Linked DNA regions of Homo sapiens: region 2 is linked to region 1. Evidence: read pairs that join two places in POLR2A ChIA-PET (ENCODE). Cell type or tissue: OCI-LY7. All regions are shown on one strand. Each heading gives the region's core, and the rest is flanking DNA. Links, peaks and the distances in the headings are about the cores only.

Region 1 (17,233 bases), core at 6,338-11,337:
CTGAGCTACTTGTCCTGGGACAAGGACCCCAACCATCAAAGCCTTCCCTTGGATCTATGCTCAGGATCTATGCTAAGAATCAGCTGGCCCTGGAGGCCTCTCTTACCTGCTACAGTTATCTTAAAAGGCAGAGTTAGATCAAGGCTCAGAGAACATCATAGTCACGGTAGCCCTGCTCATCCATCAGGGCTTGAACACCTCACCTTGAACAAGGGAGATAAGAGAATAAAATAACACCTGACACGGCCTTATCACCTGATAATACAACTTCAGTTTTTCCATTAAAATAACTGAGAGCCATAGTCCTGTGCTTTGGCTGATAAAGAGATCACAGGAAACAAAGCTATTAATTTTTATCGCTGCAGTGCAATAGCACATTTGAGTGAATACAATATATCCAAGGGGAAAAATACTTTCTCTAACAGTGGAAGTTAGAAAATTTTTTTCTCCTCCTAACTTCCATTTCTCACACCTTGTTCATCACTAACCTCGAGGAATTTTTAAGCCCATATATATTAAACCTAGTGGATCTAACCATGCTTTCACCATTGCAGCATGTTATAAATATGTCTTTCTCTCCTTACCCTAAACCCATTCTTTGAGGATTTGGTACAGATATTTAGAATACACCTTAAGAGACAAGTTAATTGCCTCTCTAGTCCTCAATATTCCTATCTTTATTTATTTATATTTATTTATTTGAGACAGAGTCTCACTGTCCCCCAGGCTGGAGCGCAGTGACAAAATTTTGGCTCACTGCAACCTCTGCCTCTGGGATTCAAGCAATTCTCCTGCCTCAGTCTCCTGAATAGCTGAGACTACAGGTGCATGCCACCATGCCTAGCTAATTTTTGTACTTTTAGTAGAGACAGGGTTTCGCCATGTTGTCAGGCTGGTCTCGAACTCCTGACCTCAAGCGATCTACCCGCCTCAGTTCCGAAAGTGCTGGGATTACAGGTGTGAGCCACCACACCTGGCTGATATTTCTGTCTTTAAAATGAAGAGTCAGACAGTTGCTCTCCATGATCGCTTCCAGCTTTAATACTCCAGGATCCCATGACTGAAGAAGACACAGATTGGGTCAGTTTTGATGACACAGGCAGTCTCTCTAAGCATGAGAGTTGTCAGATAACAGTAGAATCTGGCAACCACCATCCCTGCTCTAGGCTCCATGCCTCAGGGGCCCCAGCTCTGGCCTTCCCCATTGGGTAGGAGTCTATGGGGCCACATGAATGTGTGCTCCTGGAACCCATCTCCCCCTTTCCTACCAAAACCTGGGTGTTTGGGCCCCTGAAATTGCCTATGCAAATGGCCCAAAGCCTGCTTCCGGGTGCTTGTTCACCTCTCCCCTGGTTCCTCATCCCCAGAGCAGATCACAGACCCAGGGGCCACAGCCCTAGGACAAGAGGGTGGTCCAGGGGTAGGAAATGTGATTGATGTTCTGCTTCCAAATCTTGCCCTTCCCTGCCATCAGAACACTTGGGTGGAAATGTCTGAGAAGGATTTGTCTTTAGGGGGTGCCTACACCCATCAATGCTAGGCCGCCAATGGTATATAGCATAACCAGGAATGGGCAAGGGTATGTCCAGTAGCCTACATTTGTACTTGTACCTGGCCTGCAAATGCTGGAGTAGGGGCTGACAGATATAAGACAAGAGGCTAGGAAAGATCCTCACTAACGGTGGTAGAGGGTGGAACAGGAAGCAGGTAACTGGCTATGGGCTTCCTAAGAAGGAACTGTCTAACTGGGAAGTTTGCTTGATGGCCCCACAGGCAAACCCAGGCTCTTTCACAAGCTGGCCTCAGGTCTCATCTCTGAAGGAATTTAATTTTACATTTAAATTTGAGTCTTAGTACCTCTTAGGCTTGCTTCAGAACGAATGGTTTCCTTGTAATTGATACCTTAACTATTTCTTAAAATAAACAAAAAACCTAGCAAAGACGTAGAATAAAAGCACCAGATGGTTAAACATATAGATCTGGCAGTGTATGCAAGAAAGGAAGTGATCATGTCAGGAACCTCAGATATGTTTGTTACTAAATGTAAGAATAAAATAGCACCAACCCCCCTGACTGCCATGGCAAAAACAGAAAAGTGATGAATTGCCCGGCTTTGATTATGTGATCAAAAGTGTCATTATCCATTCTTCAGAGGAGACAACCTTCTTCTACTGGGCAGAAGATCTGAGGAAGAGTTTTATCACCTGAATCCTTATATGAGGGATACAAAGTCACATAAAGGACCAGATCTTCAACACTGATCTTTCAGGCAATGGGGAAACATTCTACATATAACAAATTATTATACTGACACTTAAATAAAAGCTGAGAACACGATATTTTTTTAAAAGTTGGCCAGGTGTGGTGGCTCACGCGTGTAATCCCAGCACTTTGGGAGGCCAAGAGGAGTGGATCACCTGAAGTCAGGAGTTCGAGACCAGCCTGGCCAACATGGTGAAACCCTGTCTCTACTAAAAATACAAAAATTAGCTGGGCAAGGTGGTGGGTGCCTATAATCCCAGCTACAGGAGGCTGAGGCAGGAGAATCGCTTGAATCTGGGAGGCAGAGGTTGCAGTGAGCCAAGATCATACCACTGTTCTCAAGCCTGGGTGACAGAGCGAGACTCTGTCTCAAAAAAAAAAAAAGTTGTGCAGTCATTGCCACAAGAACCTGAGCTAATATCATCTAAATAACCAAAATTGATGCCAGAACATAATTTAGAAGCATCAAAGGAATGGACGATTTAGTCAAACACTTCTCACACGTCTCTACCCAGTCATCTTAATGGTACCCCATGGAAGAGGGAAGTGAAATTGTATCCTGTAGAATCTGGAGGCAGAAAATCCATCACTCTTCCTCTACCCTTCAAGCAAGGTGAAACTGAAAAGTTTTCTTTTTAAAAGGTATTCACTTTTAGCATACTACTTTATAAAAATATATGTTTATCTTATGATAAAGTTGATTTCCTTAAAATCTTTCCTGAAGTTGATATCCCAGAAATGCTATAGCTTTGGGTGTGCCTGGTACTATCAAGTAACCCAAATATTTGTAAAAATATGGCTTAGATAGTCTCTTACTTATTCTTTAAAACAAACTGATGGGACAGGTGTTAGCCATTTTTATGAATAGAGAATTTGAAGAATAGACAGATCAAGTAATTTTCCTAACAGCACGTGAGACTAAAGTATGTAATGCTTGAATGAAGCCCAGATTTCCTAACTGCAAGGCCAGTCCTTCTTTTTTTTGTTTGTTTGTTTTTTGTTTTTGTTTTTGTTTTTTTTGCTTCTATAGTATTAATTTTATCATTTATCAAAGAATGAAGGAGTGAGTTGGGTGGTCCAATGAAAGTCTCTGGAGTAGCATTACTGAGGCGCAATACCTACTGAGCCTATGATGCACCAGGTTAATTAAAACCACTGCACCAGGCTTCCAATATCCCCACATTCTTGACCCTGACATCCATAAATGTCGAATGTATTGGCAGATTCCTCCATAGGATGAGCCACACATACTTAACATTTTTCTCTATAATCAGTTTATATACATCATCAACTGCACATGCCTGGAGAAGGAAAGAGGATTCTCCTTTCCCAGGGCTCCCCAGCAAATGTCTCAAATTGTTGTAACAGTGATGGTGAACTTCCCTTCTCCTTGAGGCAAATAATGGGTCCTGAAAGCTGCATGAGGCAATGAGCAGGCTGGAAAGCTAAGTCTGGTGACAGGGGTCCTGGTCCTGACTCTCACTGGAAGGTTGTGGGAAAACCATTTAACCCACTGGTGCAGGGTGTGCCGGGGTATGATAACAAGAGCTGCCTTCAGCCACTTTCCGAAGAAGATGGTGAGAAATAGTGAGATAATGTCTGGGAAGCACTTGAACTGCTGAGAAGCAGGAGGCTGCATAAGCACAAGGTGTTGTTACTTCCAAGCCCGCATCAGCCAGGGACATCACAGTTAAGGTTCCTACAGAAACTCCCTCACTCCCTCCACATGAAAGAACTGGCCAATCCTTCACCTTCTCATCCAGTTGAATTTCCCAAGCTTTGGAGGATTTGTAGGAAGTCAATCATCTGGTTAGAGATAATGAGTGCTGTTGAAGTGAAAACTTAGATCTTAAAATCACAGACCCTCAGAGCTAAAAAGGATATCAGCAATCTAGCTTATATTTCTTGTTTAGAGAAGAGAAAGCTGAGTCCAGAAGGTTTCATATATAACACACGTTCCCTGAAGGCCTTCTAGGCACTAGATAGGTGCTAGGATAAGAAGATGACTAGTGTCTGGCCTCTGACTTCACAGAACTCTGCTTAGTGGGGGAAACAGGCACATTCACAATTTGTGCACAATGTGATACGGGTGTTATTGCAAAGTGCCACCAGGACTACCACAAAAACAGAGCTTAAGCTGTCCTGTAGCTGCGTGTCCCTGTGCAAATCACTTCAACACTTTGAAGCTCAGACAAATGGAAGCAGGAGAAATTACATCAACTTCTATCATTTTTATCATGTTTGACAGCTCCCCAGCAATTTCATAATCACTGGCTGACTTGATTCTTAAAAGAAAACAAGGAAGGAAACACTAAGACTCTCTCCACACTACAGAGGCAAAACCTAAGGCTTTGAGAGATGGAGTCCCAGGCGCATGGCCCTGATCTCACTCTCGAATGTGACATCTGGAAAAAAATCAGGAAGGTAAGTGGACTCTGGTCCTCAATAGCCTGTCTCTCTATAGGTGAACATCAGTGATACCTAATTTACTGCTAGCATTCATGTTCTACCAATCTGTAAATCCCTCAAAGGGTTGAAGGCTACCTAGTATTGGGTCAGTTCTTGATAAGTATTTGTTATAATCAGAAAACTCTGAAAGAAGCCAGCATTTTTTCCTCCAAACTCAGATACTAATAAGACATTCATTAATTGAAATGACTTAATATGTTTTAGTAAGATCTTGTGTTACATTTTAATACTTTAAATTATACAAATAGAATATGAATATATTCTTACTGTAAAAACTGTAAATACCTAAAAGCAAGCATCCTCTTGTCTGCTCCAATCTTGACCTCAATCTCTGCCCTATTCCCCACTAACTCCAAACCCTCTCATCCTTCTTCCCCTCCCCACCTCCACTGTTATTAGTTTGGCATATCATTTTAGACCATTACTCTATGCAATTAATTTATGTGCATATAGAAATATTGCAGTTTGTTTTTTATGTAAATGGCCTATTGCTGTATATATTGTTCTACAATTTAAAAATTTAACAAGCAGTAGAGACCTAACAGTGTTGGTGTCCCTGAGTGGGGCCTCCTGTTCCACGGTGTCACTAGATCACAGTTAAGCCACTCACCTATGAAGGGAAATTTAGGTGGTCTCCATTTTTTTTGTTTATTATAAACAAAGCTGCAATGAACACTTTTTATGCCCTTCCTTAGAAACAACCCCTAAAATGCCATTTTTTTTTTTTTTTTTTGAGACAGAGTTTCACTCTTGTCGCCCAGGCTAGAGTGCAGTGGCACGATCTCAGCTCACTGCAACCTCCGCCTCCTGGGTGCAAGCAATTCTCCTGCCTCAGCCTTCCAAGTAGCTGGGGCTGCAGAGGCCCACCACTACGCCCAGCTAATTTTGTATTTTTAGTAGAGATGGGGTTTCACCATGTTGGTCAGGTTTGTCTCGAACTCCTGACCTCAGGTGATCTGCACACCTCGGCCTCCCAAAGTGCTGGGATTAGAGGCGTGAGCCACCATGACCTGCCAAAATGCCATTATTTTTTATTCTAAAAGATAATTGCCAAATTTGACTCCAAATATATTGTATCAATTTTCAGACCCACCAACAACATATGAGAGGATCTTTTCTTATGACCTAGTTAAAATTTGATTTCATTGATCCTTTTAAATCTTTTACCAGTCTGATAGTAAAAAGAATTTGGATTGTTAATGTTAATTTGCCTTTTGAATATGATGTTTCCTTTTAAGGAAAATAATAGAAAGTATTGACACGTCTCCAGGGAGACCACAATATGCTGGAAAGATTAAGGTCTCTGGGGTCGAAGGGCCTGGGATGATTTTTCAGATCTACTACTGACAACATGGCCTCTGGCAAGTTGCTCACCTCTCCCAGCCTCACTCTCCTGTCTGTAGAATGGAGACAGGCGGCACTCTGCCTTCATACAGATTGTGCAGTAGTTGTCATGAAAATGCTTCTTAAATGGTGCAAGTAGCTCTTACCTGACTTTTAGAAGATGATATACTGAGGCCGGGTGTGGTGGCTGACACCTGAAATTCCAGAACTTTGGGAGGCCAAGGCAGATAGATCACTTCAAGTCAGGAGTTCGAGACTAGCCTGGCCAACATGGCAAAACCTCATCCCTATTAAAAATACAAGAATTATCCTGGTGTGGTGGTGTGCACCTGTAATCCCAGCTACTCTGGAGGCTGAGGCAGGAGAATCGCTTGAACCGGGGAGGCAGACGTTGTAGTGAGCTGAGATTGCACCACCACACTCCATCCAGCCTGGGCAACGGCGGGGTGGGGGGTGGGGTCTGATGGGGGATGGGGGAGACTCTGTCTCAAAAAAAATTATACAAATAAAAATAAGAAGATGTTAAATTGGTGCTCATTGAGGGCTTACATATTCTCAAGCACCAAGCAACGTCCTTACGTAGCTACAATGGCCTATGTCTTATGTTGGAATATGTTTAATCAGAATTTCTTAGCAATCTGAAAGATTAGGCCTTTGAGTTTTTTTTAGTTTGCTTGATTTTGTCTTTGTTTATTTACATGTCTCATTTTTTATTTAATAGAAGCAAATGCAGAACAAGGCCTGGATTAGCTGATCAACAGTGGGATGGTGTGTTTCCTAAAGCCCAGGATCTCCACCTCACCCAGGGAAATGTTGCAGTCTTTTCTGAGTTTATTTCTACTATAAGAATTGCACTATCATATTTGCTAGAGGTCAAAGCATTTCCTACTTTGGGAAGATGGAAAATTTGATAAACCTAATACACAATGAAACTAATTATCAGACACAGAAGCCCAGAGGGGTGCAGAGAACATTTTTCACGCTTTGGCCCTAGAGCCCCATTTCCCCTTTCTAGAAGCATCTCACTCTCAGTCCACGAGGTCTGAGTGGGACCTGTCCCCAGCCCTGGGGTGGAATGCATGGCTCAGGCCTACATCAGTTAGTGCACTGCAGTCACCAGCCCCCGTGATTGGCTCACAAGAGGGCATGTGATAGAAGAAGCCTCATCAGAGCGAACCTTAGGGTTTTTGCAGAGAAGGCTGGGACAGAGAACTTTCCTACTTCCCCCACTGCACATTATCCTAAAGGACTTCACCCTGGAAACTTATGGAGGTCTTCTTGAGAGAAAAGAGAATGTTAGAATGGAGGTAACATAAAGGAAGAAGAGCTAAAAGATGGAGAGAGCAAAACCAGATCCCAAGAACACAGCCAAAGCCAGATGTCCTCCTGGCATCTCAGTTGTACAAGCTAATCTGTTGTCTCCCACATTCCCAACCATGTGAACTTTTTTTTTTTTTTTGGCTGAGTCTGATCTATCACTTGCGACAACTGGCACTAGTGGGGCCCCATGCACACGCACACAACCACACTCAATATTTCTTTCCACATGCGGAAAGCAGGATGGTGTCACAGCAGAAGCCCAGGCCTGGAAGGCAAGAGATCTAGGTCTGTCTGTGGCTTTGTCTCTTTGACATTCAACTTCTTCAGCTATAAGGTGGCTGGGGAAGGGGGAGGTTGGACAAATAAGCTCAAGATGCCTTCCTGCTCTGACACTCTCTGAATCTGTCAACCTGAACGTCTTGGTGCTCCTGGGGCCATTGAGATTGCTGGATCCTGATTCTTTGAAGCATTTCATTCATTATGGTAAAGAAGGGTTTAAGTGGCCACCAACAGAGAGACGTGAAGTACATGAAACAATTAGGTTCTCTGTATCTCCAGCAGAATTGGCCCCAGAAGAGGGTCAGGCTTTGCAAAGACACAGAACATTTTTCCCGCTGGGCTCCTTGGGAAAAGGTCTCAGCATTATGGAGGGTGTCTCTGGCTATTCACAGCTTGCCAGTGGGAACAGCCAAGAAGGAGAAGAGGTCACATGGCCAGGCCTGCTGCCGGCACAGAGTGTTCTGTGCAGCTGATGGCTGGGCAGGGATGAGGTTTGCCCGATCCCCTGCTGAGGCTTCCTATGAAAGGTAGGCCTGAGAGTTGCCAAAACATATTCTGCAACAGGGTCTATGAAGGTCACCATAAAGCAGGATTCAGACTCCATATTAGTTGGTTATCTCTTCTATACAGAATGTTATGCCAAGCATTTCTATATATATTCCTTTTGTTTGTTTGTTTTTGTTTTTGTTTTGAGAGGGAGTCTTGCTCTGTCGCCCAGGCTGGAGTGCAGTGGCGTGATCTCAGCTGACTGCAAGCTCCACCTCCCGGGTTCATGCCATTCTCCCACCTTAGCCTCCGGAGTAGCTGGGACTACAGGCACCCGCCACCATGCCCTGCTAATTTTGTTTTTGTATTTTTAGTAGAGACGGGGTTTCACCATGTTAGCCAGGATGGACTCGATCTCCTGACCTCGTAATCCACCGGCCTCGGCCTCCCAAAGTGCTGGGATTACAGGCATGAGCCACCATACCGGGCCTGCATTGTGTATTTAAACCTCACAACAACCTGGTTGTCCCCTAATATCACTTCCAGCTTATAGGTGTAGAAACCATAGCTCAATGAGCTGAAGTTGCAGTAATTTACCCATGGTCACACAGTAACAGAACCACAGTTAATTTCCCTAAAAGAAGACAAGATAAGGGCTTGCATGGTGATCTTGCCATGCCATGAACAGGAGCTGCAAACACAGGGATCAAAACATGTGCTCCAGTCGCTTCTCACAGCTGCTTTGGTAAACACTCTGAGACAGTGTGTGTCACTTTCTTGACTGGACTGTGAGTTCTTGGACATCAGGGCCCTGCATGATCCAATTATATGTGTCTCCCACAGTTCCTTGCACAAAACAGGAATGTGAAAAGCAGTTTCTCTCTGGCCAACCACTGACCCCAGAGAAGGATTGGCCCCAACCAAAGGTCAGCAACTGGATGTACTTCGGGGCCAAGCAGGCAGTGGAAACACAAGAAATACCCAGCAAAGTATGAGACAGAAGTGCGTGGTGGAAGACTAAAGGAACAAAATGTACGGGACTGGCCTAAGTCATTCAGGTCAAAAAGTTTCAGAAGGAGTGTACAGCCAAAGAAACGAAAACAAAAACAAAACCAGGAAGACCGAATGGGGCCCCAGAGCATCAGCTTACAGCCCTCACTATGACTCCACCCCGACCATTTAGTTTGATGTGGAATTGACAGGTATCCCTCCCACACTGTAACTCCAGTCTTCCAAGATGGAGACCATGGCTGAGACACTTTATGTCTGGTTCTCATTTAACGCAGCATGTGGCACAGAGTAGATATTTAGTAAATGTTTGCCAAATAAGCTCTTAAAATTAAATTTTTCCAAACTGGTATAAGCCTCGCGACGACAAAGATGTGTGAGGAAAGCTACTGACTTAGTTTCCACTGACTTAGTTTTTCTAGTTTCACTGGAAACCAGAATGTTGATTGTGTTGTTTGGATGGAGAACCACCCATAGCAAGTGTCTGTATGTATCATAATACCTAGAGGATCTTTTGGATAACTGGTTGGCCTCCATACTCTAAAATAAGAAATATATACAGCTCTTAATTCTGTAAGATATCTAATCAATCACTGATTCACTCAACAGGGATGACACTGAGATGATAATGGTGAGAAAAAAACAGATGTAACTGCCTTTCCTTGTGGAACTTATGGTCTAGTAATCAGCTAATCACATAAATAAATGCAAAATCATAGTACAACAAGTGCTCAGAAGCATATAGCACTTTAAGAGGCCTGGTTTGGGAGGATCAAGGAAGTAATGCATGTGTTGGCTAAAGAGGAGAAAAACCAGCAGATTCAAGTCCCCTGTGGAAAAAGTAGACTTTTCCCTGTGGAAAAGCAAAGAAGAGGATGTGTAAGGCCGACGTGGCCAAGCCCTGGAGGAAGTGAGCATATGGTTTAAGAGGCTGATAGAGGTCAGACCATTCCCAGTTTGTAGGCTTTGGAAAGAATCCTTGTCTTTGTCCTAAGAGCAATGCGGTGTATCTACTCTGCTAGAGAAAAAGAATAGTCGAATAATGCTATAGTTCTCCCTTCCTCTAACCTGCACTCTTTACACAGGCTTTTATGTTGCTGCCCACCTTCTCTCTATGTGGGATGTGGCAAGGGAAACATGTTTTAAACTCTTGAAGATGTAAAAGTTATTTCCTTCTTAGAGTCTGAGCTGCAAATGGCATTTCTCTCTTAGTGTACCACGACATTGCCACAGAAACACCATTAGATACCCCTCTGGGAGCAGAAGCTCAGAGCCCTACCATTAGTTACTTTATGTCCAGTATCACATCAGCCAGCAGTTTCTCATCTTTTGGATTAAGCAGACCACATTTTAACCTAAAAAATATAGGTGTCCCAATTAATACTACTTATCCTTTAGAAATTCTGATACAAAACCTTTCACATAGCACTAAAATAAGAGGAATACTTAGGTATAAACCTAACAAAATATGTACATGATCTATATGTGGAAAACTGTAAAACCCTGATGAAAGAAATCAAAGAGCTAAATAAATGTACATGGCTAGAAAAACTCAATATTGTCAACATGTCAGTTCTTCTCAAATTAATCTATAAATTCAACCCAATCCCAGTTAAAATCGTAGCAAGTTACTTTGTGGATATCAACAAACCGATTTTAAAGTTTATGTGGAAAGGCCAAAGGCTTCAGAGCAGCCAATACAAGCTTAAAGAAGAACAAATTTGGAGGATTGACACTATCTTAACTGAAAGACTTACTATAAGGTTACAGTAATCAAGACAGTAGGACTGGCAAAAGAATAGGAAAAAAAATCAACAGAACAGAATATAGAGCCCAGAAATAGACCCACACATGAAAAATCAACTGATCTTTGACAAAAGAGCAAAGGCAATTCAATGCAGAAACAATAGTCATATCAACAAATGGTGCCAGAACAACTGGACATCTACATGCAAGAAAGTGAATCTAGACATAGAACTTACACCTTTCACAAAATATCAATTCAAAATGGGTCATAGACCTAAGTGCAAAACACAAAACTATAAAACTCTTAGAAGATAACATAAGAGAAAATCTTGATGACGTTGAGGTTGATGATGATTTCCTAGAAACAATGCCAAAAACACAGCCTATAAAAGAAAGAATTGTTAAGTTACACTTTATTAAAACTAAAAACTTCTACTCTGTGAAAGGCACTATTAAAAGAATAAAGAAACAAATCACAGACTGGGAGAAAATATTTGCAAAACACATATCTGGTAAAGGACGGTTATTCAAAATATACAAAGAACAGTTAGAACTCCAGAATAAGGAAACAAACAATGCAATTTAAAAATGGGCAAAATATCTGAACATTCACCTCACCAAAGAAGATATACTGATGGAAAATATGTATTTATAAGATGTTGCACATCATACATCATTGGGGAATTACAAATTAAAATAACAAAGACATATTAGCACCTACCTATTAGAATAAAGATAACTCAAGAAACTGACAACCAAACGCTGATGAGGATGTGGAGCAATAGTAACTCTTATTCTCTGTTAGTGGGAATGCAAAATGAAATAGACACTTTGAAAGACAGCTTGGCAGTTTCTTACAAAATTAAATATACTCTTACCATACAATCCACCAATCACATTCCTTGGTATTTAATCAAATGAGTTGAAAACTTATGTCCATACGAAAACCTGCATATGGATGTTTACAGCAGTCTTATTCATAATTACTAAAACTTGGAAGCAACCAAGATGTCCTTCTATAGGAGAATGGATAAACAAATTGTGGTATATCTATACAGTGGAATATTATTTAGCAATAAAAAATGAGCTAGCAATCCATGAAAAAATATGGAGGAAACGTACATGCATACCACTAATTTTTTTAAAGCCAATCTGAAAATGCTACATTCTGCATGATACTGTCTATATTACATTCTGGAAAAGGCAAAACTATGAAAGCACTAAAAATATCAGGTGTTCAGGGGAGAGAGGAAGGGATAAATTGGTGGAGTACAGGGGACTTTTAAGGCAGTGAAACTATTCTGTGTCTATAATAGTGGATGCTATAATGGTGGGTACATGTCATTACACATTTATCAAAACCTGTAGAATATTCAACACAAAGAGTAAACCATAATGTAAACTATAGACTTGAATTAATAACACTGCAACAATATTGACTCATCAACTGTAACAAATATACCACATTAATCCAAAAAGTTAATAATAGGGGAGGCTGGGGAGAGAGGTAGGACAAGGAAGTGTATGAGAAATCTATACTTTCTGCTCAATTTTTCTGTAAAACTAAAATTGCTCAAAAAATAAAGTATGTTAATTAAAAATTCTAATGATTGATAAAATATATGGTGACAAAAACTGTGGTTTTAGTGACATAGTTTTAAAAATTGTATTTGATTTATCACAACAGTATCCGCAATACACTTGAGAAAACAAGTATATATGAGTAAAATATGTCTATTTTTTGCAGTCTCTAGACAACCTTGAGCGCATATATGGAGCTCTTACAAACTCCACAGACCTGAAAGAATACAGTTTAGGAATCATTGCTGAAGGCTTCATAGACTTCTCTTGATTTAATGAATGAAACATCTCCTTAGAAGATCGGGAGTATACTAGCAGCAGGTCAGTGTTGCTGGTGTCAAATCTCTCTTTCTTGACGCCAGGGGACTCTAATACCTTTCTCACTGCAGAGAAGGGAGGACAAAATGAGAGGTTTTATGTAAAAGCATCTTACAGAGTGCCTAGTACACTGTAGCTGCTCAGTAAATATTAACCAAATCTGAATCCGGTGTTGTAAAGGAGATCAATTATCAGGTGCCGGATTGGACTGACTGACATCCAATGTCTCCCCCTGGGATCTGTGACTCATGCCCCACCCCCTTTTAATGCTTTGGAAACTCATTTTTGTTATGAGCTCAAAGCTTTGTCAACATAAGACTGAGTATGGGAAATAGCTGCAAATAGCAGGAGAAATTTTAGGTGACACCCTATCTCACCCACTTTCCTGTTCTCCCTCATATCTCATTTTCTCATGTGCACCTAAAATCTGAGACTCAAAGGAAAAACTTCAGTGGAATTCAATACATCTCAGTGTTTAAGAAGAAAGTAAAATTTGTCCTCCATAGTGATATAGTAGCAGAAAAATTATAGAAAGACACTCCAAAATTACAGTGTTCTGGAGGAATAAAATAGATGCCTCTTATAGATAACAAAGCTCTCATTGCATTTATTCACTGGCAGTATTTATTCATTTAGCTCCAACTGTGTGTGAGGCACTGACAATGCTGGGTATGGGGCTGGCTGGCACTATTTGATAAAAATGTCCTTTCCATCCTGATCCTTGTAACCTTGAGTACATAGGGATCCAACCATTCCCATCTGCTCTACTGTGGTCCGGGAGCCTCTGCCTCCCCCATTTGTTGGGCAAATCACCAATCCTACCTTTGTAATGGTGAAAGGCCGAGAAACAAAGCTCCATGAGAAAATATTTTAAAACTGGGGAGTTTTAATCAGTCATAAGAAAACCCAGCAAAGACATAATCCTTTATTTTGCAAATCTGAAGGACTATTATAGGGAAGGGGGTTTTCATAACTTTTTGGTGTAGAATCAAGAACAAGAATTACAAATCAGTTCTGGAAGCTGCTGGGAAACTGATGTCATCTCAGCCAAAGGGAGGATTTTTTAACAGTGAGATGTTTCCAGATATGAAACAGACTCTGTCAGTAGCTGGTGAGTTCCCCATTATTGCAGATGTTCAGAGGTCAGATGGTCAACAGACAAGAGTTTGTAGATGAGAATATTTCAGCAAACTTGGAAACAGGGACACTGATCTTTATGACTTTACTTTCACTACAAATCTGTGTCTATGAGCATTGGCTGTATCCATTGACGTCTGCATTACGGATCAGACCTCACAGCTGTGTCTATACATCATTTAGAGTTTGCAAAGTGATTTTCTTTACATGTTCTCATTAACTCCTCAGGACAACCTTTTGAGAAAAATAGTTCAATGATCATTATCCTATTTTATAGTTGAAAAATCTAAGAATAGAAAAGAAGGAAAATCAATGATAAAGCCAAAGGAAATGACCAATCTATGACGGGGCTTCACTCTTCCCACCAGGGAGTCAGAGACCAAGAATATTCATCATATTTTTAGAATGAAGAGATAAAAAATATCATATTCCAGAAAGGGGAGATAAGTTTTTCAAGGGAGTAAAAAGCTGTCACTAACATCCAAGATGAGCATGATGTTTTCTTTGTAGCTCAAAGAGCAGGAATTTGTGAGTCTTTGAAATCAACAAACTTACTACTAATGGGTCAGTGTCTTCTCACTCACAGAAGTCTCCTGAGTGAGATCAGGGTGAGCATTGACCAGGTGTGAGGAAGACAAGCCATTGCTTGCAAAATGGGAAAAAAAATCCAGGAGAGAGAGTGTGTCAGTCTAGGGATAATGTTGAACAGAGAACATCCCAGAGGGTGACCAGAAAATCAAGGACCACTTGTCTCTTTCCATAAGAATTTTTTGCATCTGGAAATGAGGTACAGTGATCCCTCAAAGAAGGTACAGATTGAGCAAACAGAGAACTTCTAAAGGCTGATGAAGGGATTAAGTCTTCTTTAATGATCATGTTGTGTTTGTCTCCAAGGTCTTTCATCTGTAGATCTCAGAAGGTTTTGCAAACATCAATTAAATGTTACTACATTCCTTTGGAGTAAATATTATTACATGCATTTGGCAGATAAGAAAACAGAATCTAAGAGGCTTGCCTAGGGGCTACCCTGCAAGATTCTAGGAGGCCAATCATCTCAAACATGAGCTGCGCAGAGCTCTGGGCCTCACAAGGAAGAAAAGACTGAGAATCTGAGAGTGTTATTTCCAGGCTCTGAGAAAGAAAGATTGCTGAAGGAATGTTCTCTACACTGGTCCACAAGTTTCTGGAGAATTGGGGAGGGCTTTTGCCTTATCAAAAAGATTGAGTCCCAAAATCACAGGACCCAGAGATTAGACTTCATGAATCACTCCTCAGTCCCCTAGTTAGATGTCATCTCTCCTCTTCCAAGCTGTCAAAAGCCATTGTTGTAATTTCTCTTATATTCTACCTTGGGTTATAATTATTTGTGTTGGTGTCTGGTTTTTTTCATGAGCCTTCAAACAAGATTTACACTGTCCATTATGTTTGGAATAGAATAAAACATCATAAAAATGTGTTTTGAATTTGAAGTAGAGTTTGTGGGGGGAAAAGCAGTAGACAACTTCTGTAAGGTGCAAGGACCAAAGTTGATAATTTTGTCCTACCCAGAGACAACAATAAGGCCATCCTAGAACTCATATTTGAAGGTCAATAAAGGCACTTCTGGGTTTTCCTAACTGCCAAAATCTCAATTTTTACACTAAATAGTAAAGTTCAGTTGGGATATCCAAGCCTGGTTAAAATTTAGTAAAGGAGTCTCATAGAAAGCCACATGGGTAAGTATATTTTGTAATAACAGATCTTTATATGAGCATCATATCTTATAACTTTACAAAGCATTTTTACAAGCACTTTCAAATTTGATCCTATTAAGACACCATGAGGTGGGCAATAGAGACGTTATTATCTCATTTTATTGATGAGTTTCATCAAGGTTAAGTGACCTGCCCTGGGTCACATAGCTATCAAATAAGAGAAATGAAGCAGAAATCAAGAAATGTGGAGGAAGAGAAGAATGACCATTCTCTATATTCCATAACCTCCTTTCCGTTTCCAGCCTTCCAGAACTGGACTGTTCCTTGTGCTTTCTTCTTTGTCCGGTTCTGTTGCTTGCAACTGATGCACCAGTGGCGAACCCAGCAGAGTTCACACTAAACCTCTTTTGGTCTTGCTGAGTCCTCATCACCCTGTGGCAGTACCTGTTCAGCTAGAAATGCAGAGCTCACCTGAACCCAATTTGACTTTCAAGGAAGAATTTAGTGGCAGGTGCAATTTTGCTAGTTTACAAACCCACTTCGAGTGAGACAGAAAAGAAGAAGATCCCCATAAAAGCTGTCATTTGAAAACCCATTTTCAAATGCAGTTGTCCAAGCCCAAGGTGGAGAGATGGGAGACTTTTTGATTCCAGCTCCAGTGCCACCAACCAATTACGGACCTCTGTTGTCATTCCCCAGATATTTAATGAGCACGTAGTACATGTTGAATATTGTGCTAGGTGCCAAGGACACAGAAATGAATAAAATTTGTTTCCTGTTCTGAAATAAACAAGATAGACAAGCAAGCAGATAAAAACATTACAATGTAATTTGTGCTTTATGGAGTTGAAACACTGCAGTAGGAACCAGCAGAGGAGGTATCTAGTCTGAGAAGTCTTCCTGGAGCCAAAGAGTATTTCAAGAGCGGGGCCTTCTGAGCGCAGGGCTCTGATCAGTTGCATGATCTGCTCACTCATGAAACTGCTCTTGCCTACAAACTTCCTCTGTGTTGCCCTGTTTCTCTCTTGAGGGGAGCACCAACACAAGTGGGTACAACAGGGTGGTGCAGAAATTGAGACATTCTGAGACTTAGCAGTGACCTGCAGCTGCCAGCCAGGAAAACCCATGAGGCAGGATAACAGCTGAGTGAGGCGGCGACCAGCCACTGCTGGAAGAGGTACTAGGGGCAGGGACAAGCTGAAGCTCCGGACTGCCAGTGACTGCAAGAGCTGCAGTGGGCCTCCACGTGGTGGGAGGGAGTGATTGTTTTCAGAACAGCAGCAAACTTTTCCCAAAGGCCCAAGGCCCAGCTTCAGTAAAGCTGTAAAGAGGCTTTACTCACTTCTAATTTCTCCATTACGTTCAATTCCCATAACCAGAGGTAAACAGCATTTCTTGCAAAGTGGGTACTACTAATCCAAATATATAAAGATGCTTTCCATACTTCTAAAACATCACGCTTTATGCAAGGGAAACTTTTAGCTGAAAGACTCCACTGGCAGCAAAAACAAAGACAAAATTAGTCCTGCAGGTGGGTGAGGATGTGGGCATGGGCTACACTCTCAACAGTGCCATCTGCAGCTTTCAGT
Region 2 (11,843 bases), core at 6,109-11,108, 100 kb after region 1:
TTGCCATTGCTTTTTAGTCACCCAAGCTTATCTCTTTCTTGTCTACACCCTCAATGCTGTAAATCTTCCTTTCTCATTCTCCATCTGGATAGCTTCCTCTCTCCTCACCTTTTTCCCTTCAGGCTATGCCTATGGATGCTGTCCACTCTGAAACCTCCCAAAGACAAATGATTGCAATGGAGGCACAGATTGCCGGGTGGTGGTCCTGGCCAGCTACAAATCTTTCCAAGAGATTAGCACCATTTCTTTATGGAATCATATTGTTGTTCCATGAGTGAGACCAAGTCTTATCCTCAAGGATCCCATAATGGAGGTGAGATGCTTTCTTTTTGACACTTAGTGGAAACAACAGTCCATGAGGTATATTATCAATTGGAAAGGTGGGGTTTTTGCTTTCTAGGATTGGGCAATGCACTACTAGGTTCTCAGCGTGGATTCTTGAGTATCTAGGAAAACTGGTCATGTGGAAAGCTTAAGCTTATTTTGCAGGCCTTGAAAAGACAGCCTGCATGTTTCATTTCACTCTCTACCCGAACTGACACTTCAGGGATGAAAATGTCAGCAGACAGCCAGCAAGTAGCCGACTAGAGGGCATGATGTGGGCTGGTGGTGCAACTCTTCAAGGATGATATGCCAGAGAGGGCAGAACACAGTTAGGACAAGGCCAAGGATGTCATTCCCATGTGGAGAGGCCATTGGTAACCTCGGCGAGGTTTGGTTCTTCTCCAGTAGAGATTTTCAGAAGCTAAGAATTCACCTTGAGAGTCCTTTTTGCTTCCTCTTCTTTTGTATTAAACAAACTACTCACCTCTCAGTCTTTGCCTTTAGTCCTTTGGCTATTCCTGGTTAGATAGGCCCAATTCCAGAAGCATCTGGAAAACTCTGCTCTAAGTATGTAGTGCTTAAGGGCCAGAGCTCTGGAGCTACACTGCCTGGATTTGCATTCTGGCCTGCCAAAAATACCTCAACTTGTTGCTCAGTATTTTTAGGCCTCTGTTGCCTCATCCATAAAATAATAATAAGAAAATTACTTATCTTGTTGTGAGGATTAAATGAGTTAATACATATAAAGCCCTTAGAACAGAGCCTGACATGTGATAAGTGCCCATTAAATATTAGCCACTGTTATTATGTGTTACCCTTATTAAGTCACAAAATGGCGATTTGGAAAAGATAATAGAGATTATCTAAATGATTGTGTTTTTTTTGTTATTGTTGTCTTTTTAAATAAACTTTTAATTTTGGAGTAATTTTAGGTTGATAGAAAAGTAAAAATTGTACAGGGAATTTTCATATACTACTCACCCACTTGTCCTCATTTTTGATGTCTTACATTACTATGGAACGTTTGTCAAAACTAAGAAACTGATGTTGGTACATTACTGTGAACTAAACTCCAAACTATTTAGATTTCACCAGCTTTTCCACTAAGTTCCTCTTTCTGTTCCAAGATCTAGTCCAGGATACCCAGTTTAGGATCATTTTAAAACTTTCATCTTCTTTAATATTTATTTACTTATTTTTTTGAGACAAGGTCTTGCTCTGTCCCCTAGGCTGGGGTCCCCCACTTGTGTGATCATAGCTCACTGCAGCTTTGACCTTCTGGGTTCAAGCAATCCTCCCACCTCAGCCTCTGGGGTAGCTGGGACAACAGGTGCATGCCACCACACCCAGATAAATTTTTGTATTTTTTGTAGCGACAGGGTCTCACTGTGTTGCCCAGGCTGGTTTCAAACCCTTGGGCTCTAGCCATCCTCCTGCCTCAGCCTTTTAAACTGCTGGGATTACAGGTGTAAGCCACCACGCCTGGCCCATATTCCTTAATATTTAGAGAAGGATTCCTTATAGAAAAGCCTATTACAGGTCAGGCGCGGTGGCTCATGCCTGTAATCCCAGCACTTTGGGAGGCTGAGGCAGGCAGATCACCTGAGGTCAGGAGTTCGAGGCCAGCGTGGCTAACATGGAGAAAGCCCATCTCTATTTAAAAAAATACAAAAATTAGCCGGGTGTGGTGGCTCACGCCTGTAGTACCAGCTACTCAGGAGGCTGAGGAAGGAAAATCACTTGAACCTGAGAGGCAGAGGTTGCAGTGAGCTGAGATTGTGCCATTGTACTCCAGCCTGGGCAACAGAGTGACTCCGTCTCAAAAAAAACAAAAACAAAAAAAACAAACAAAAAAAACCAACCTGGGCAGCAGAGTGACTCCATCTCAAAAAAAAAGTAAGAAAGAAAAGCCTACTATGACGTATAATGTTGTAATCATGTAATCTGGAGCAGCTGCGGATGAAGTCGAGCAGGATGGGACCCACCTTTTTTTCTTCCCCTGATTTATCTCCCTGAAGGGCTCCAGCAAAGCAGGGCTTAAAAGTCACTGCATTGAGTCTCCTTGTTCTTAGGGGAAGAGACTGAGGCCCCCAAAAGTGAAGTGACAATGCTGGGAGAAGCTGGAAGCCCAGAGAAGATCAGAAAAGGATCTTCAAGATACCTTGATCCTGTCCTTGTTGAATAAATGAGTGAGCAACTATCGGGGACTCCCAAAAATTAGGGTTTGGATCCAGGCTCCTCCACCTTTCCCCTCATTTTTCCTTATCTGTAAAGTGGGTTCACTGATCAGTAATGTCTCATAGGACTTAACCCTCACAAAATGCCACAGTTTTACCCTGTGAAAGTTAAGCAAACCGTTGTGCCCACTTTTAGCACAGCCTGGAACGTAGTAGGTTCTCAATCAATGTTTGAAAAAGAAGCCTTGAAAATCAGGAAATTCTCCCCTTAGAACTTATTTCAAGAAGATTGGGACAAGCTGGTGCAAAACAAAGAAGAGTTATTCATGAGGAAATCTGTGACACTCAGGAATGGAACCAGTGTTTGAGTATCTGATAAGCAGGATATACTGTCTGTTTTTATTCTTGGAGGCTTTTATCATACAATACTACATTATGTTACAGTCTGACTTTCACACAAATTGGATCCCAAAACTTCTTACAGGAATTAAAAATACAAACTCGTGGGCAGTATGTGTTTTATAAATTACAGAAAACAGTAGTGTAAAGACATGGCATAGCAAGTGCAGCGAAGCGTGCGCAGGCATTGATACCCGAGGAACGCACGCATGAGGCAGCAGGGAAGGCACAGCATGCTGGGTGAGGCAGCAGGTGCACAGTTCTGTCCCTGGAGCCTGGAGAGATGGGGGAGGAGGGACATCTCTAGCTGGGAGGCTGGGTGAAGGAGCTGAACCCTGGAGACATAAATACCCTGTATATCTTCCTTATCCTGCCATTTATGGTCTTATTGAAGGGGGCCAGCTGACTTCTGAAACCTCATCTCCATTGCTTTCCCTCACTCTTGTCTTTGTTGCAGCACTTTCTGCATTTGGATTACCCTGCCCTGCCATCATTACCTGTTTGAATCCAATTGATCTTCAAGGTCCAGCATATTAATACCACCTCTTCCATGAAGCATGCCTTGATTTCTGCCCATCCCCCCTAAGCAGGAAATCATCACTTCCTCTTATGGTTCCATGGCCCTTTGTCTGTACTGCTTGCATGGCACTGATCACTTCTTACCTTCTCTTGTAGTTATCAATATGCTCGTCTTATTTTGGGCTTTTACTTCTTTAGGACCTTCTCGTCTGCCTGGAACTTGGCAAACAGTGAACATTTGTTGGATGGATGGACAGGTTTGACACTGCTGACACTAGACTCAAATTTAGTTTCTTTAGAGTAGAATTTTATTTTATTTTATATTTTTTGAGTCAGAGTCTCGCTCTGTCGCTCAGCCTGGAGTGCAGTCGTGGGTTCTTGGCTCACTGCAACTCCACCTCCTGGGTTCAGGCGATTCTCCTACCTCAGCCTCCCAAGTAGCTGGGATTACAGGTGCCTCCCACCATGCCTGGCTAGTTTTCTTTGTATTTTTAGTAGAGATGACATTTTGCCATGTTGCCCAGGCTGGTGTGAAACCCCTGACCTCAAGTGAGCCGCCTGCTTGGCCTCCCAAAGTGCTGGGATTACAGGCGTGAGCCACCACGCCCCACCTAGAGTAGAATTTTAACTTGCTTATCTTTACATCTCCCATGCTGGCACTGAGAAGGTGCACATTCATTCATTTCACAATAAAGTTTCAGGCACTATTTCAGCAGTAAACAGTCCATTTGTTGATAGTTAACACAGAGAAAATAGTACTCATTGGGATGTGTTTTTATACTTGTAAGGTCGATCTGGATTTGTTTGTTTGTTTTGATATGTAAGGACCAAGAAAGAAAAGGTTTGCTAATCTACGAGTATTTCTGGTGTAGAATGCAAATGCTCTCTTATTCCTTCAACTGGCTTTATACTAAAAAGAGATCACTGGGCTCAGAAAGGTCCTATTTTTCAGATAATACAGCAGTTCCTTACTGACTTGCCTCAGGAGTAAACTCCTTTTCCAATTTTTAAAAGGATAGTACCAGGATGCCACTGTGCTCATAGTTGGGCTTTTTTGTACATGTTAATTTTTTTTTTTTTAAATATAGTGACAGAATGCATACCACTGAGGTGGTAAATGGAAAAAATAAGTGCAGTGGAGTATACTGTCTGTTTCTTGGGGCCTTTTCTATTAATCACAGGAGGAAGCATCAGACATGACCAGATGAGAGAGCCAGATGACCCAAGTTCATGCCAGATCAAAATCAGAATGGCAAAATTGGGAGGAGTTGATGCTGTTGAATTGAGAAAGCATAAGGTTCTCAGAGTGATAGAGCTGGAAGGATCATAAAGGTCATCTAGTCTAATGGTTCTCAAACTCGAAGGAACATTAGGGTCATCCTGGAGAGTTTACTGGGCCCCGTCTCAGAGGTTCTGATGCTGTAAATCAGGCGGGACCCCTGAATTTTCATTTCTAAGAAGCTCACAGGTGCTACTAATGTTGAAGAGAACCTATGATCTAGTTCAACTTCTGGGATTTCTTGCTTTCTTTCTTTTGTAAAAAAAATAAATAAATAAATTTAAAAAAGAGTTTTTGAAGATGGGGAAATGAGGCCTGGAAATAGAAAAGATTTGCCTAGAGTCACACACACTGTCAGGTCAGGTAGAGTCAAAATCAGGCACCCCGACTCACAGACTGCTTCACATTGCCATCAGAGATTGTCCTGCAACAATATTATGTTTAGTTCTACTGCAGAATGATAACTGGATCTTACCCCCTTTGCCTGATCTGGCCACAAACTTGTTTTTCAGGTCTTTCCATTAGGCTCTCTTCAGCTAATTAAAAAAAAAAAAATCAGTTAACCCACATTTATTGACCAGTGCTGTGTGTTCACAACTGTATTTAGACTAGTGGTATAGCAGTGCAGTAGTCTGAAAACATTTTCTCATCTGTAAACAAAGACAGTCATACCTCCTAGGACTGCAAGAAGTCACTGAACATATACCTGGCCCTTAGTGTACACATTACTAAAGAGAATAAGATGTGGTCTGCACCCTCTCATGCACCAGTGGCTTCTTGAGCAGTATGATAGAGAGAGACAGCTGAGATTTAGTGGAAAAACACAAGGCTTAGAATTGGGAGAGCTGGGTTCAAGCCCCAGCTTTGCCACTAAATGGCTGTGTAGTCTTGAACAAGTCACCTGCCCTCTCTGAGCTATAATTTGAAATAGACTTAGCTTAAGCAACAGGAAAGCAGTAATGAGCTAGAGGAAGGATAGAAATTGGGAAGAAGTATAAATCTGCTTAGGAGATGGCAAGTTTGGGGCTGAGGTGGAATTGATCTGAGGGAGAGACCTGGTAGAAAGAGCTAGGCAGTATGAGGCTGAGTGTCTGAAGGGGTAGCAGGCCTGGGGGTGGTCCAGTGATGGTTGAATGGGTGGGCCAGCCCAGCGAGGGGATCGCCTGCAATCCAGTAGAGATGCCCTCATTTTCATGGCAGGGTCCCCCTGTGCCAGTAGACAGACCCAGGCCTGGGAAGGAGGGCTGGTTGAAGTGAGATGGATACCAGTCTTGGAGCATGGTTGGAGAATCTGTCCAGGGTGATGGCATCTGTTTTGGATTGGGGCCTTGAGGCACATTTTCAGTTCTGCTCCCTGGACCAGCATAGGAGGGTGGCAGACAGTACAGTGATTTGAATACAGGATTGATCCTGCCACCTTGATTTCTGCCTTTATTTAGCGGCAAAGACACTAGATCAGAAAAGTACTGGATGTGATTGCTGTAGTCTTTCATGATTGATTTAGGAGCTGGGAGAGGCCTGGCTAGGAGTTGGAGGATCCCTGGGAAGATGAAGATTAGGTCTTACGTGAGCCTCAGCCCTCTCCTCTGTAAAATGGGAGTAATGATGGTAATTATGCTGATGTTACCTATTCTGACTGGAGTAAGGATTAAAGTACTTGTCTGGAGGAAGGCACTTCATGGTTAAAACATGAAAAGAGAAGTGCACAGTGTTTTTATTACAGGGAAACACCAAAGAGCTGGAAAGGAATGAGGGCTGGAGAGATGGAGCTGCCCTGAGGACTCTGGGAGGTCATCCTGGGGGCAGAACTTTGACAGTTGCTGCCCGAGGTGGGACAGGGATGCTGGGAAGATGTGACGATGTGCATAAGTGTGTCATGTTCAAGATGGTTCTAAGCCCTGGCCAATTCCATACATGCTCTTTTCCTTTCTCATCCATAGAGGTTTTGGCAAAGGCATACTTGGGAGTGTTGATATAGCTGACACTGCAGCACCCTCAGTTTACAGGTGTGAGAAGAGTGAGGCTCCCACAGTCTCACTTGGACAGGTAGTCAGGGCTCTGATGGAGCTCCTGGAGTTTCTAGGTTCTCTGTCACTTGATAGTCAGTGCTGGGAGGGACCTCAGGGAATCAGCCAATTTCACAGATGGGGAGAGTGAGGCAGGTTGGGAATTCTGGCCCCAGTGGAGGGCACCACATGCCCACAGGGAAATGTCTTTCCCAGCCCCCTCCTCATGCTTCTCCTCTTTTCTGTCTGGAAGTCCTAGTTCTCCTCCTCACGCTGAGACCCAGGTAGGGTGATTGTCCATGTTTCTTCATTTATCTGTTTTTTTTCTGTTGCCCAGGGACTACTCTAAGCACCATGCTGGTTGCTGACTGTTCGCTTTTGCAAGATCTTGGAATCTCTGTTTGTTCACATCACAACTCAAGAGGATACGTTCTCATTCTCCCAATGTTTGTCTTCTGCCCATTGCATCAAATTGCTCTTCCTTGTTTGGAATTAAACTTCTAGCAATCATTTACCTTTATGGTTCTCTTAACTTCAGGTCACACTGTTGTTTAGTCAATGTGAGAATCTTTCAGATGTTCTGCACTTTGCAAAAGGATATTCACAGCCAATGTGTGCGGCAGTGAAGGACACTTGTTGATTCCTTATTTATTGTCTGCTGTTCCAGGGACCGGGGACTAGAGGTGAATAAAGCCTTGTTTGGGCTGTCTAGGATGTTGTGATCGACACAGGAAACAGACATGAAAGCCAAATTGGCGCAGTGGGTGAAGTATTGTAATACTGGTCTCTGTTTATGATATATGGAAGAAGTTTCCTAGTAGCAGGGTGGGTGAGAGAGTCCATCATCATTGCAGATTGGTGCCTCTGTGGACATGCAGGTATATTAGGCCAGAGGTGGGGAGTGGGAGAGAGAGGGAGAGAGAGAGCACGACAAAGAGAGAGAGAGAGAGTGAGCAAGAGAGAGGGAGGGAGAGAGACAGAGAGAGAGAGAGAGAGAGAGAGAGAGTGAGCAAGAGAGAGGGAGGGAGAGAGACAGAGAGAGAGAGAGAGAGAGAGGTTTTGAGAGCATTGATATGGGGTCTACATATTCCCCCCGGCCCCCATTCCCTATTATCATAGAAGCATGCTGCCCTCCAAGGCTTTTGAATTTGCCACCGTGAAGAGCATGCATGGAATCTTCGGCTGTGGCCTTGCATTGCCCCCTGTCTTCGCAGCGGAGCTTCTTTATCTGACCCGTGCATGTGCCTCTGATGAGCAGCCCTTCATCACAGCTCTGCGGCCTCCTCCTAGGCCCCCGCCTTCAGCTCTCCAGTTCATTTCCCGCCTTGTTCCCATTGCCACCTGCGGGCTTGGAGGGCCACCTGACATTCTGTCCTTTGGGTCCCCTGTGACTCCAGAGCTCCTTCCCTTCTGGGGCGCCCACATCTGCGACACGCTTGTTTGCCCAGTGCATTTTCTACACTTAGAGTTCCTCTCGTGCTCTCATATTTCCATTTAAAGCCCTCTCGAGAGGTCTGTCTCCTGCCAGCAGCATTCCTTCTAGTTTACTAGAACTCCATTTCTCATCCTGCCAGGAATCCAGCCGTGGAGTGAGCTTCAGCAAGCCTCTCTGCAGTCTCTTGTCTGCTCCAAAACTGTGGCCTCTGGTTGTGAGAAATGGGCATCCTGAGTCAGTGAGAGCAGTAGTTAGCTTGCAGCAGCTTCCCCTCTCCCCCTGAGTGAGCCTTTCTTCCTCTTCCTCCTCTTTCATTCAGCCTCATCCTGCCTTGGGTCCATTTGACAGATAATGGCACCTTGAGGCCTTGTCTTTTGCATGGCATCTGTGCCTGACTGGTCAGAAATTACTTGTGAAGCAACATAGGGGGTTGTTGGTTGGGTCCACTTTTAGGATGAAGTCAGAAGGGATCGTGAGTGATGCTTGGCCAATAAGAATGTATTGATTTGATTTACTAATTAATTTCATTTCCAGACACCAATATATGCATAGCCTTGTTTGAAGAAAATTAAGGAGAACCATTTTGTAAATGGCAATGAGTGTAAGACACTTAACTATCTTCCTGCTCTCCCTGGCGTGGGCTTCCGCGCTCCCTGACTCTGCTTTTATTTAAGGTGTCTGGGAAGGCATTTGTCCTTCGGCTTCCCAGCTGGCTTCTTGCCTTCTCACTCACTGCCTCCCGTAGCCTGTGGGCAGAATCCCTCACCGTGCCCACCTTGCCCTGCTCTCGTCTGACCTCACCTCTGTTTCCAGGATTTGCTATGGCTGTCCCCTGCCAGTCATGCTCTGTGCTTGCTACTCTGAGTGTGTCCCTGGTCCCACTCTCTTGCAGCCTCTGTGTCTTAGCACATGCTGCCCTGATGGCCCAAGGGCCCTTCCCCTTTGTTTCTGTCTGGGGAATGTTCTGTCTCCTCTTTCTTGAACCTCCTTATATTCCCTCAAGAAGACTTAAGGCAAAAACAAACCTGAACTTACTATGTGTGGTATTTTTGTGTTATAAGTGTAGGACCTAGTCATAGTAACACATTTCAAAAATATGGAACCGTATAAAGAAAATGAGCATCACTCATAAATCACTATTTAGACACAAGCATTGTTTACGTTTCTAATATTCTTTCTTTAGTGGTGCTTTTCATGATTTTATGTGCATTTGCATTTTACTGACTAAATATTACTATATAAACATTTTCATATCTTGCCACTTCACCTAACAATACAGCACAAGCAGCTTCTCATGGCATTAAGAATTGTTTGTACATGTAATTTTGAATGGCTGTATGCTGTTTCATCTTAAGAATATACCATAATTCTAATTTTTCATCATTATAAATAGCACTGTGACGAACATCCTTCTTAACAAAATTCTTTGTCTGCACCTATGATTATTTTCTAAGGTAGATTATTAGAATTTGAAATGCCTTGCACAAAGGACAGTAACTTTTTCACCCTTAGTTTCAGAGAGAACATGTTGTCTCTGGAGAAACACAGAAACATGAAAAAGCACAAAGAAGAAAATAGGCCTGGCACGGTGGCTCATGCCTGTAATCTCAGCACTTTTGGAGGCCGAGGTGGGCGGATCACGAGGTCAGGGATTCGAGACCAGCCTGGCCAATATGGTGAAACCCCGTCTCTACTAAAAATACAAAAACTAGCTGGACTTGGTAGCGCATGCCTGTAATCCCAGCTACTCAGGAGGCTGAGACAGGAGAATTGCTTGAATCCGGGAGGCAGAGGTTGCAGTGAGCTGAGATTGTATCACTGCACTCCAGCCTGGGTGACAAAGTGAAATTCCGTCTCAAAAAAAAAAAAAAAAAAGAAGAAGAAAATAAAAACCACCTGCAGTCATTTGCAACAGCCAGTGTGAAATTTGCTACATAATTGTATCTGTGTATCTATCTTTCTACCCTACAGGTTGCCAAACATTTTCTGTAAAGGACTGGGTAGTAAATATTTTAGGCCTTGCAGGCCATACATGGTCTCTGTCTCCTCCTCCTCTTGTTTCCGCTGCTGCTTCAAGATTCTTTTAACTATAGAAAAATTATTTCTCGCTAGTAAGCTGTATAAATATCAGTTTTCCCACCTGGTTCTAGCCTCAAAAGTGGAGCAATTCTGTACATACTTTGAAAGCAATGTTTAAAAATTTATTTAATTTAATTAATTAAAAAATTAATTGGTTACTTTTTAGAGACAGGGTCACTCTCTGTTGCTCAGGCTGGAGCACAGTGGCATGAGCATAGCTCACTGCAGCCTTGGAAATCCTGGGCTCAATCAATTCTTCTGCCTCAGCCTCCCAAGTAGTTGGGACTACAGGTGCACGCCACTGCACCTGGCCATGTACATACTGTTTTGTAATTGTTCTCTTCCACAATTTAACTACTTCATCAGCGTCCTCATAGTTTTCTGTTTTAGGCAACCCAGATATAATTACTGGCTTTCTGCTGGGATGCCCACAGCACTTTGGCCAGATCTCTGATATAGAATTTAAGGCACATTTTATTGCGAGTATTTGCTGAGATGTCTCTTTCTTAAGTCTAACTCCTCGTGAGTCTTTCCAGCCTCAGCACATTTCCTGAGTGGTGCTTAATAGATGCTCAGCAAATCTGTGTGGAACGATTGCCTTAGGCTGCAAGTTTATCCCTTCACAATGCCTACATTTAGATTGCAACTCCAGGCTTGCTCCTTGGGCCAGCAGCATCAGTATCACTTAGCACTTGTTACCAGTGGAGACTCTCGGTCTCACCCCAGAATCTATGTCTTTAGGTGTTGCTGAAAGTTTGAGAAGCATTACTGTAGAGCTCACCTCTGCTATATTCATCATGTACTTATTTATAGTCATCCCTACCTCGTTCTTTTCATTGGTCGGAACTTCCTGTGACTAGACCATGGGTATTCCTTAATTGACTGACACAATTTGTTTCACATACAGCACCAGCTGCCATCTGGCCTAGTGAGACCTATGTGGCTGCCATTGTTTTTGGCTGGGAGTGGTTGTGATAGATAGAGGAGGGAGCAAATATTTAATTAGCACCTGCTATGTGCCAAGTCCTGTGCCCAGCTCTTTACACACATTCTTCCAAGGGTGAGACATGATGGTGTTTGCTGAAGGGAACATAGGGATCTTTAAGTCCAGTGATTTTTAACCAGCTAAAGAATTGAATATATATATATAACATATGCACATAATATATATACATATATGTACATATATTATATATGTGCATATATAATATATGTACATATACAATATATGCACATATATAATATATGTACATATAATATACATACACACACATGCCCAGCCCTTACTCCAGTCTAGAATCAAAATCTCTGAGAAGTAGACCTGGTCAAGAGTACTTAGAGAAAATTCCCTCAGTGTTTCCATTGTACATTGCTGGTGAAAAACCAATGGTCTAGGCCAGCATCCTATTGTACAGATGAGAAAGGTGAGGCCCAAAGAGGTCAATGAGCATCCCAAGGTCACATAAATTTAATAGCAAGGCCAGACCTAGATTTTGTACTATCTGCCTGAGGACACACTTCACATTACCTGAGCTGCTTCTGACCTGCAGTGTTGGGGTGGAAGTAGAAGTGGGTGAAGAGGTTGAACTCTTGTCCTCGGATCTCTGAGCTTGATTGGGCAGCTG

Evidence for each region. ChIA-PET counts read pairs that join two places held together with the same protein. Peaks named below come from ENCODE experiments on the same cell type or tissue, not always from the same donor. Only the 100,000 strongest peaks of a DNase experiment are listed, where the experiment ranks them.
Region 2: POLR2A ChIA-PET joins it to region 1 with 6 read pairs; 2 of 35 experiments call an interaction of 5 or more read pairs at or near these places.

Annotation. Positions count from the first base shown.
Region 1 is chr3:188,068,311-188,085,543 of GRCh38, forward strand. No RefSeq gene overlaps it. Among named protein-coding and RNA genes, the nearest start is that of LPP-AS2, 77 kb to the right of the region's middle. In OCI-LY7, for the core only: no CTCF peak of the experiment used is centred there; no DNase peak of the experiment used is centred there.
Region 2 is chr3:188,171,357-188,183,199 of GRCh38, forward strand. The region is part of intron 1 of LPP (LIM domain containing preferred translocation partner in lipoma); the gene reads left to right. It overlaps FLJ42393 (a long non-coding RNA gene), which reads left to right and starts at 7,187. Exons shown (of 1, transcript NR_024413.1): 1 at 7,187-9,452. RefSeq lists an enhancer at 7,951-8,563. In OCI-LY7, for the core only: no CTCF peak of the experiment used is centred there; DNase peaks (open chromatin) are centred at 8,115 and 8,415; H3K4me3 peaks cover 653 bases; H3K27ac peaks cover 808 bases.